2 separate regions of the Homo sapiens genome follow, and region 1 is linked to region 2. A link is an interaction called in ENCODE POLR2A ChIA-PET data of the cell type or tissue named here. Cell type or tissue: A673. All regions are shown on one strand. Links, peaks and the distances in the headings refer to the core of each region. The heading gives the core; the rest is flanking DNA.

Evidence for each region. ChIA-PET counts read pairs that join two places held together with the same protein. Peaks named below come from ENCODE experiments on the same cell type or tissue, not always from the same donor. Only the 100,000 strongest peaks of a DNase experiment are listed, where the experiment ranks them.
Region 1: POLR2A ChIA-PET joins it to region 2 with 10 read pairs; 3 of 35 experiments call an interaction of 5 or more read pairs at or near these places.

Annotation. Positions count from the first base shown.
Region 1 is chr2:98,453,707-98,459,087 of GRCh38, forward strand. All of the region lies in intron 1 of INPP4A (inositol polyphosphate-4-phosphatase type I A), which reads left to right. Among named protein-coding and RNA genes, the nearest start is that of INPP4A, 12 kb to the left of the region's middle. RefSeq lists an enhancer at 2,038-2,087. In A673, for the core only: no CTCF peak of the experiment used is centred there; no DNase peak of the experiment used is centred there.
Region 2 is chr2:98,692,117-98,697,497 of GRCh38, forward strand. All of the region lies in intron 2 of MGAT4A (alpha-1,3-mannosyl-glycoprotein 4-beta-N-acetylglucosaminyltransferase A), which reads right to left. It overlaps LOC124906050 (a long non-coding RNA gene), which reads left to right and starts at 3,769. Exons shown (of 3, transcript XR_007087149.1): 1 at 3,769-5,381. It also overlaps the pseudogene YWHAQP5. In A673, for the core only: no CTCF peak of the experiment used is centred there; no DNase peak of the experiment used is centred there.

The DNA of each region.
Region 1 (5,381 bases), core at 304-5,303, 240 kb before region 2:
GTGAGGGCCAGTGGGAGTGGAGCTGGGGGCGTGAGGAGCAGGCACAAAGTCCTGAGCCTGGTCCTGCTCTGGCGTATTGTTCGTGGTAGTAAGCCATCTGAGCCAAATCCTCCTGATGAGGAGTCCTCTGCACAGCCACACTGACAGACAGGAGAGACAGTGGCAGGCAGTGTGTTGATCACCTGAGGTCGGGGGTTCAAGACCATCCTGGCCAACGTAGTGAAAACCCGTCTCTACTAAAAATACAAAAATTAGCTGGGTGTGGTGGTGCACACCTGTAATCCCAGCTACTTGGGAGGCTGAGGCAGGAGAATCGCTTGAACCCAGGAGGTGGAGGTTGCAGTGAGCCGAGATCACATCACTGCACTCCAGCCTGGGTGACAGGGCAAAACTCCCTCTCAAAAAAAAATTTAACTCTGGATGCCAGATGGGTCCTTTACCTAACAGGTGGATCAGCATATTTCTACATAAGAGAGAGAGAGAGAGTCTCCTTGTTTGGGGCTGGCCCCAGTGAAAGCATTGCTGCTTTTGACTCCCCGCTGGAATCCTCTGTGCCTTAACACTGTCAGGACAGTTCCCAAGGCTGGCTTAGAGTCAGCTATGATCCCCATTATTTAATGCAGGCGCTAGTCTGGTTTGTATCACAAAGCTTATGTAGTAGTGGCTTTGGCATGTCTGTGTTTGTTTTTTGGGGGTAGGGGCAAGTTGGATTGTAGTGCTGGATGTGAACCCAAGTCAGCTTTCTCATCTGTAAAATGGGGAAGGTGCTAGGCTCACAGGAGGGTGGTGGGGATTGATAATATACATAGGAGAGGGCTGTGAACTGCAGTGCACTGGACCGGTGCAAACATGAATGTTTCGACCCCTGCTCCACTTGACAGTCTTGGTAACTGTTTTCCCCACAGTACTCTTATTTTTCACATGTGCTCAAAGGGCTGGAGTACACCCTATTGTTGACTCCTGCTCAGGGTACCTTCCAGGGGAAATATCACAGAAGAGGGAGGTGCTGAGAGGCAGGGACATCCAGCGAAGTTGAGAGGAGAAGGATGTGGGCGGGGGGTGGGAGGAGGAAGTGGAGGGCTTGCACTCTGTAAACTCTTAGTCAGCTGGTCACTGACCCAACTGAGCCTTTTACTGACACTGTTTTTTTAAAGAATGGAAGGACTAAGGATTGTATGAGCTGAAATGTTGAGTATTTTCACATTTCTTATTCATTCTTCGTGCTCTGTGTATACAAATGTTAAATGATCACATTACATAATTGGGTGATACTCAAATGGCAATACAGTGGTATGTTTGACAGAACCCAATGTTTTAAAATAGGGCTAGGTGCCAAGAAATGTCAGGATAGGCTGAGTAAGGTGACTCAGGCCAGTGATCCCAGCACTTTGGGAGGCCAAGGCAGGAGGATCTCTTGAGCCCAGGAGTTCAGACCGGCCTGAGCAACAAAGCAAGACCTTGTCTCTACTAAAAATTAAAAAATTAGCCAGGTATAGTAGTGCACACCTATATTCCCAGCTTCTTGGGAGGCTGAGGCGGGAGGATCACTTGAATCCAGGAGGTCGAGGCTGCAGTGAGCTATGATCGCACCAGTGCACTCCAACCTGGGTGACAGAGTGAGACCCTGTCTCTACAAAAAAAGAAAAAAAAAAGATACCCCAGAATCTTCCAAATATTGTCATTCCTATGGTTTGGAAGAGGGGAGTGAGTAAATGGATTGGCCTTAGGGACGACACCTTGCTGGTAGACTGTGCCCACCTCAGGTAGAAGGGAAGCGCTAGCAGTCTCATTTGTGGTTTGTCCCCAACTTGCCAGTGACTTGGTGAAGTCATGCCTGAATCTCACCCTCCTCCTTTCTTGTTCATCTAGTGAAGGTGATTTCCTTTGTTCCTCCCCCGTCGAATCCTCCCTGACAGTGGAATGGAGTGGTGATAGTGCCCAGGGGCTACATGGGTGAAGTGTGGTATGTTCTTGATTTAGTTGGCATTGGACTAAGACACACACACACATACAAGTGTCTATTTAGGGAAGTTGTTCTTTGGTCTGTTGCCTTGGAAATACTGCCTTTTTATTCTTTCACTTTCTCTCCCCTCTGCAGTGATTCAGCAGTAGCTTTCTAGAGAAGAAGAAACATAGTGTCAGAGACCCTGGAGTACCAAGGATATGTCAGTGGAGAGGGAAGCTGCCTGTGTGTCACACAGACCACATTCTTCCTGGTCCAGCTAGAGCGTCCCGTGCCTTTCCTTGGCTTTTCCAGCCTCTCTCCATCACTCCTTCTGAGGCCCTTTGCAGACAGTCCCCCAGTACAACTACAGCATTTTTGTAAGTCCAGCCCTTGTCATTTTCCCATTGACTGATGGAGACCACTTGACTCCAGCATACTTTATGCACACTTATCTTCTGGTTCAGGTCTGGACTGTCTTTCTCTTTCTGGCAGCTTTCTTTCCTGTTAGCCATTCCTGACTTGTTTCAAAAAGGATACATGGACTTGAAATTACCAGTTAAAGCAGAAAATGATTAAAAAGAAAAAAAGGGCTTCAAATGTCAAATGGATACAACTATATAAGTTGTAGAAGGTGCTCTGAACACGTTACAGGGAGGTTGCCATTGCTAAAAGCTTTTACATTTTTTATTTATTTATTTTTAGAGACAGAGTCTTGCTGTGTTGCCCAGGCTGGAGTGCAGTGGTGTGATCATAGCTCACTGTAGCCTTGACCTCCTGGGCTCAAGCATCCTCCTGCCTCAGCCTCCCAAGTAGCAATGACTGCATGCGTGTGCCACCACACTTGGCTAATTTTTAATTTTAATTTTTTCTAGAGACTGGGTCTTGTTGTGTTGCTCAGGCTGGTCTTGAACTCCGGGCATCAAGCAATCCTCCTGCCTCAGCCTCCCAAATTGCTGGGATTACAGGGCATGAGCCACTGTACCCAGCTACTTTTACGTTTTTCATTCTCACCCCTTTCTTCTGGAAACACTGCAGAGACCATGAGAACAGGAGCTTGTCTTACTTGATAGTGCAAACAGTCTTACAAATAGTGTTCAACCATCGATTGCCCAAAACACGTGTTTTGTGACTATTATTGTAGGTGCCTTTGAACTGTATGGTGTGTTAAATAACTCCATTGGAGGGAGGAAGATCTTTGTGTTTTGAGTTGATTATTTAATTATTCTTTAATTAGTCTAATGTCTTTACCAAGCTAGATATTAATATCTTTTGTCAAAGAGAGAAGAAAGCCAGTGGATGGGTTGTGAAGTGGTGAGGGGCCACTTCACAAATGGTGAGTGGGTGGGTTTTTATTTCCAGCAGTGTCACTGGAAACAACTTTGTACCAACTTGCATGGTAAGGAGCATTCAGGTTTTAAAGTTAATCTCATTCAGTTTCTCCTGTGGGACAACATTGGCCTTTCTCATTGGGGATTTGACTGTTGGGCCTTGTCCCTGGGTATGTCCCAGCCCAGACACTCAGGGCACTGGCCACCCTGCCTCAGCCCCTCTGGAGCAAAGAGAGTTTTAAGCAGTAGTGGATGTAACTCATTTAAAATAGGATTAGATCTAGCTGGGTTAGCTTAGTGGCATGCACCTGGTGAGGCTGTATTCTCTAGCTACTTGGGAGACCGAGGCAGGAGGATTGCATGAGCCCAGGAGTTTGATACCAGCCTGGTCGGTATAGTGAGACCAGCCTGTCTCAAACAAACAAACAAAAACAGGATTACATGAGCTATGACTAAATTCCAGGGCAGTAACTGCTGTGTCATTCTTTGGGAACTGGTCATCCCAGGATTTGATCAGTGTTTCATATCATAGGTTGGCTGTTTTGTAAACTATTAGGATTGTACCAGTGTTTGTCATGGGAACTAGCAGCCTGTGACGTAGACTGTGAACCTAACTTAATTGACTACTGTAATGAATACAAACAGTTGCTATTTTTACCTCAGAACGTAGATTTGTCTGCAAATTAAACATTTGAGACAATAAACAGGAGTTTGGTTTATTAAAGCTGTTTGAGCTTGCTACTTAGGCAGGCCTAGAAATAGGATTGGCTAGCTTTTTCTGATTATGTAGATGTTGACTATATTAGGGAGAAACTCTTATTTTTGTTTTATTTTATTTTAGAGACGGGGTCTCGCTCTGTTGCCCAGGCTATAGTGTAGTAGACAGCCATAGCTCGCTGCAGCCTCAAACTCTAGGGCTCAAGCAGTTCTCCCACCTCAGCCTCCCAATTAGCAAGGACTACAGGCATATGCCACTGTGCCCAGCTAATTAAACAAAAATTTTTTTTTTTTTTTTTTTTTGTTTAAATGAGGTCTTGTTATGTTGCCCAGGCTGGTCTGGAACTCCTGGCCTCAAATGATCCTCCTGCCTTAACCTCCGAAAGTGCTTGGATTGCAAGCATGAGCCATCACACCCTGCCTAACTTAACGTTTAAACAAGGCTTGAGCCTGGGCAAAATAGTGAAACTTCATCTTTACTAAAAATTAAAAAATTAGCTGGGCATGGTGGTGCACACACATCTGTAGTCCCAGCTGCTCAGGAGGCTGAGGCAGGAGGATAGCTTCAGCCCAGGAGTTCAAAGTTGCAGTGAGCTATGATTGTACCGCTGCACTCCAGTCTTGGTGACAGGGGCTTGCCTCTGCCTCAGAAAAAAAAAATCATCAAATAGCCCTTTCTCACCTTCTCTACCCTGGGAGTGGCTACGGATAGGCAGCAACTGAACACAACACGTTTCCTGGTACCCAAGATGAATCATTGCTGCCTGTGATGCCTGAGCCTAGTGATTATCTTCCAGATTGTTTTGCTAGCCAGTTCTTTCTCCATAAAAACATTCAGATTTTTTTTCCTCTTTGAGAGTGGAGTATTTTACTTGAGGGAGCTGACCACCGAACTTCATAGAAATGCCTTCCTGCCCCTTCATGGCTGTGCTGTTCTGTGTGTTTTTTGGGGCTTGCTTTCCCATTCTGCTGGTATCCTGGGTGAGACTCTGGCCCAATGAATGGGATGCTGCACATTTTTTTTCCAGGAGAAACAAAAGGTGTTGGGACCCCTAAGTATGCAGCATGTATGCAGAGAGTGAGGCATGGCCAGGGGGGATGTGGCTCTGATTTCCACATTGCATCTCCAGACCTTAAGCGGGTAGGCAGCATCGGCGGATCATGGCAGGGAGAGAAGTACAGCGGAGGCGAAGTTCTCAAAGCATGGCTGACTGTGGAAGGTGGCTCTCAGCACACTCTTTGTGGCCCGCTAACACCCGTCAGGATGGTAGCCACCACACGCCCAAAGGCACCCGAAGTGCTTGATTTTGACTGACTTTTACCACATTTGCCACCAGTGTGATTGGAGCATTCATGGAGCACAGAATATGACACCAAGTCAGGATTGCATA
Region 2 (5,381 bases), core at 295-5,294:
CAGGGTCTCGTTTTGTCACCCAGGCTAGAGTGCAGTGGCCTGATCAAGGCTCACCACAGCCTCAACCTTCTTGGCTCAAGTGATCATCTCACCTCAGCCTCCAGAGTAGCTGAAGTACAGGTACATGCCACTACACTCAGCTAATTTTTGTGGTTTTTTTCTTTTTTTGTAGAGACAGGGTCTCACTATATTGCCCAGGCTGGTCTTGAACTCCTGGGCTCAAGTGATCCTCCCGCCTCAGCCTCCCAAAGTGCTAGGATTCCATATGTGAGCCACTACCCCTAGCCAGGTTAATTTATTTTTGAAGAAAGAATAATATTTTTATAAACTGAGTATATCCTTAGTTCAGTATTTGTGAAGGCTATGGCAGTCTACAGTGGTGTACAGTAATGTCTTAGACCTTCACATTCACTCCCCACTCACTCACTGACTCATCCAGAGCAACTTCTACTCCTGCAAGCTCCATTCATGGTAAGTGCTCTCTACAGGTATACTGTTTCGCCTTTTATACGGTATTTTTACTTTATCTTTTCTATGTTTAAATATATTTAGATACACAAATACTTACCATTGTGTTATAATTGCCTATGGAATTCAGTACAGTAACATGCTATATAGGTTTGTAGCCTAGGAGCAGTACGTAGGTGTGTAGTGGGCTGTACCATCTAGGTTTGTGTAAGTATACCCTATGATGTTCACACAACAAAACCACCTAACGATGCATTTCTCAGAACACATCCCCATCATTTAGTGACACATGACTGTACTTGGAGAAATAATAGCTAGAATTTCCCAAATTTGGTAAAACACATAAACCTACATAAAGATTCAAGAAGCTGAGCAAAACCCAAACAGGATAAACCTGAAGAAACCCATGAAAAGAAACACCACAATTGAACGTTAGAAAACTAGAGACAAAGAAGAAATCTTGAAATCAACCAGAGGGAAAACACACATGACCTACTGGGGAAAAGATTTTGAATTACAGCAAATTTCTCATCAGAAACCATGGAGATCAGAAGGAAATGGCACATTTTTTAAGCACTAAAAGAAAAGAAAAAGAACTGTCAATCTCAAATACCATCTCTGGCAAAACTATCTGTAAGGAATAAAGGGAAAATCAAGATATTCTTATAAAAAAGAAAACTGATGGAATTTGCCATCAGCAAACCTATCTGAAAAGAATGGCTAAAGGAAGTTCTTAAAAAAGAAAGGAAATGATAAAGGAAGGAATCTTGCAACATCAAAAGGGAAAAACTGAAAAAGAGAAAAAAATGCAAGGAGACATTCCTTTTCTCGAGTTTTCTAAATTATGTTTGATGGTTGAGGCAAAAAGGTAACATTGTCTGATGTGGTTCTCAATGTAAAAGAAATATTTAAAACAATTATAAACAGGCTAGGCAACAAAGCGAGACCCCATTTCTATAGACAAATTAAAGAATTAGCTGGGTGTGGTTGCACGCATCTGTGGTCCCACATACTTGCGGGGGCTCAGGTGGGAAAATTGCTTGAGCCTTAGAGGTTAAGGCTGTAGTGAGCTGTGACAGAGTGAGAGCTTCTCTCAAAAAAAAAAAAAAAAAGATCAACTGGGGAGGGCAAAGGACTTTAAAGGAAATAGTTTCATACTTCACTCAAACTGATAAAACGTCAACCCCTGTAGACCACGGTAAGTTATATATGTACACTGAAATACCTAGAGCAACCACTCAAATATCTATACAAAGGAATACACTCAAAAACACTACAGATGCATCAAAATGGAATTTTGAAAACTGTTTCAGGAACACACAAGAAGTCAGGAAAAAAAATTAAAACACTGAAGGAACAAACTACAAAGAAAAATAAAATGGTAGACTTGATTAAGCCTAACGTAACAATAATCACATTAAATGTAAATGGTCTAGAGCTCTTGTTCTCTCGATTCATCCTCCACCCTAGCCCCAGCTCCAGCCTGGCCCCAGCCCCAGCCCCAGCCACCCACCCACCATGGTGAAGGCAGAGCTGGCCCAGCAGGCTAAGCACTGTGACAACATGGCCACCTACACGAAGGCCATGACCAAGTGGGGCACCCAGCTGTCCAGCAAGGAGCGCAATCTGCTCTCAGTGGCCTACAAGTATGGGGTCAGGGACTACAGGTCCACCTGGAAGGACATTTTGGGCACTGAGCAGGAAACTGACACCTCCGACATGAAGCTGCTACTGATTAAGTACCATAGGGAGAAAGTGGAGTCTGAGCTGAGATCCACCTGTCCCATGGTCTTGGAATTTTTGGATACACCATGGTCTTGGAATTTTGGGATAAGTATTATATTCAATAGCCAATGCAACTAATCCAGAGAGAACCGTCTTCTATCTGAAAGTAAAGGGGGATTACTTCCAGTATCTTGCTGAAGTTGCATGTGGTAATGATCAAAAACAGAAGGTAGGTCAGGTACAGTGGCTCATGCCTATAATCCTAGCACTTTGGGAGGCCGAGGTGGGTGAATCACCTGAGGTCAGGAGTTCGAGGCCAGCCTGGCCAACATGGCAAAACCCCACATCTACCAAAAATACAAAAATTAGCTGGGTGTGGTGGTGCATACCTGTAATCCCAGCTACTCAGGAGGCTAAGGTAGGAGAATCACTTGAACCCAGAAGGCGGAGGTTGAGTGAGCTGAGATAGCACCACTGTACTCCAGCCTGGGTGACAGAGCGAGACTCCATCTCAAAATAAAAACAAAACAAAACAAACAAACAAAAAACACAGATGGTAGATAATTCCCAGGAGCTTACCAAGACACATTTGACAATTTGATAAGCAAGAGAGAGATGCAACCCCCCCCTTCCGATCTGCCTGGGGCTGGCTCTTAACTTTTCTATATTTTACTGTGAGATCCTTAACAACCCTGAGCTCACCTGCCCACTGGCTAAAATGGCTTTTTTTTTTTTTTTTTTTTTTGAGACAGAGTCTTGCTCTGTCTCCTAGGCTGGAGTGCTGTAGTGCAATCTCAGCTCACTGCAACCTCCGCCTCCTGGGTTCAAGTGATTCTTGTGCCTCAGCCTCCCGCGTAGCTGGACTACATGTGCTCACCATCATGCCAGGCTAATTTTTTGTATTTTTAGTAGAGACGAGGTTTCACCATGCTGGCCTGCCTGGTCTCTAAATCCTGGCCTCAAGTGATCCACCCGCCTTTGCCTCCCAAAGTGCTGGGATTACAGGCCTGAGCCACCGCACCCAGCCCTAAAACAGCCTTTGATGAAGCCACTGCAGAACCTGATACACTGAAGACTCAGACAGCCCCCTCATCATGCAGTTGCTGAGAGACAACCTAATAACACTGTGGACATCACACAGTGCAGGAAAAGAACGCAATGCAGCAGAAGGGGCTGAACACTAAATGCATGCAGGGTGTTATCCTTCTTCCCTTCAAGAAACCTTTTTACCATGTCCATTCCTTATTCCACTTGGATTTCCTGTAGCAAAGAAACCTATTTATGTGTATGGAACCAACTGTTTATAGTATTTCCACACTGCAGCTTTGAGAAAACCTGATTCCCTGATTTGTGTTTGTCTTGGCCTTCCTGGTGTGCAGTTACTGCTGTAGAAAAGTATTAACAGTTTCATTCCATATAAACAAAAGTAACTTGAAAAAACTTATGTAGAGGACATATTTGTATCTGGTATTTAATCTTAACCAGGTCTGCAAGTGACTGTGTTTTGTATTACTGTAAATATATGAAAATGTAGTTAATTACAATTTAAAGAGTGTTCCACAGAACTTCTTTTTTTTTTTTTTTTTTGAGACAGGATCTGGCTCTGTTGCCCAGGCTGGAGTCCAGTGGCACAATCTCAGCTCACTGCAACCTCCGCCTCCCAGGCTCAAGAGATTCTCCTCCCACCTCAGCCTCCCAAGTAGCTGGGATTACAGGCATGCACCACCATGCCTGCCTAATTTTTCTATTTTTTGTAGAGATGGGGGTCTCACTTTGTTGCCCAAGCTGGTCTCGAACTCCTGACCTCAGGTGATCTGCACAACTCAGCCTACCAAAGTGCTGGAATTACAGACAGGAGCCACCACACCCAGCCAACTTCCTAATTTCTACATTCCCTCCCTTGCTCTTTGAGATTTCCTTTCAGTAAGGAACTTTTCTATGCTCTTAATATATTCCTTTTTAGTAGGAACGCAGAAGTATTAGACTGAATGGAAAAGCACTTGCCATCTCTGGGCTGGAGGCCATAAATTTGAAATGCCTCTTATATCACATATTGTAGAGGTCATGTACGTCTGTGGCAACAGGCAGTTTTCCTATTCACTCTTCATTTGCTGCTGTCTAAGTTGACGTCTCTTCCCAATACAAATTCACTTACACCTCCTGCCTTTGCAGTTCTGGTATTCACTTTACTATGTAATAGAAGTAGCATGTTGCTGCCAGAATACAAGCATTGCTTTTGGCAAATTAAAGCGCATGTCATCTCTTAATACACTAGAAAGGGGAAATAAGTACCCAAGTCCAAGTCTAAAAGTTTAGTCCTTTTCCATGCAGATTTGTGCACATGTGACAGAGGGTATCCAGCCTGTCTAGTGATTGTTCTTTAGGGGTGGACCACTGTTATGTGCTGCTAATCACTGGCTGTAGTCCCAAAAGAGCCTTGTAAAAATGCTATCCCCTATGAAACAGCAGAGGAACACAAAATAAAATCTCATTTTATAAACCATTTACTATGGCTTTGTAACAACTGCATACCCATACATTAAGAAACGGGTGAATTTATTACTTTCTAAGGTTTATTGATATCTCCCTTTTATCTTATGTAAATTGTAGTAACAATGCCTATATTTCTGCATTGTGATCCACTTTTTTAGGGGTGCCTGGAAATGTACAGAATTGGACTGCATTTCTTAGAGTATTTTACTATAGATCAATTTCATGGGCCATCTCTTCCTCAGATGTAAATGATCTCTGGTGAAGTGTTACATGGAATAAAGTGGACATTTTAAAACTAAAAGTAATATAAATAGTCTAAATACACCAATTAAAAGAGAGACTAGATTTTAGAAGATGATCCCATTAAATGCCATATAAAAGGTTGGCACCCATGCCATGGAATCCTCCTCAGCAAGGTAACAAAGCAAACTACTCAAACACCCAGCAACTTGGATAGGCCTCATGGGCGTCACGCAGAATAAAAAATTCCAATCTCTCACACACTGTATGACTCCATTTATAATAACATTTCCAAAATGACAAAGTTATAGTGAAGGATAATAGACTAGGTTCCCAGGGGTTAGGGATGATGGGGGATGCAGGGGTTGGTGTGACTATCGACACCACAGGGGAGATCTTTGTGGTGATAGAATTGTTCTATAGTGGTGGTTACAAGAATCTAGACATGATAAAAG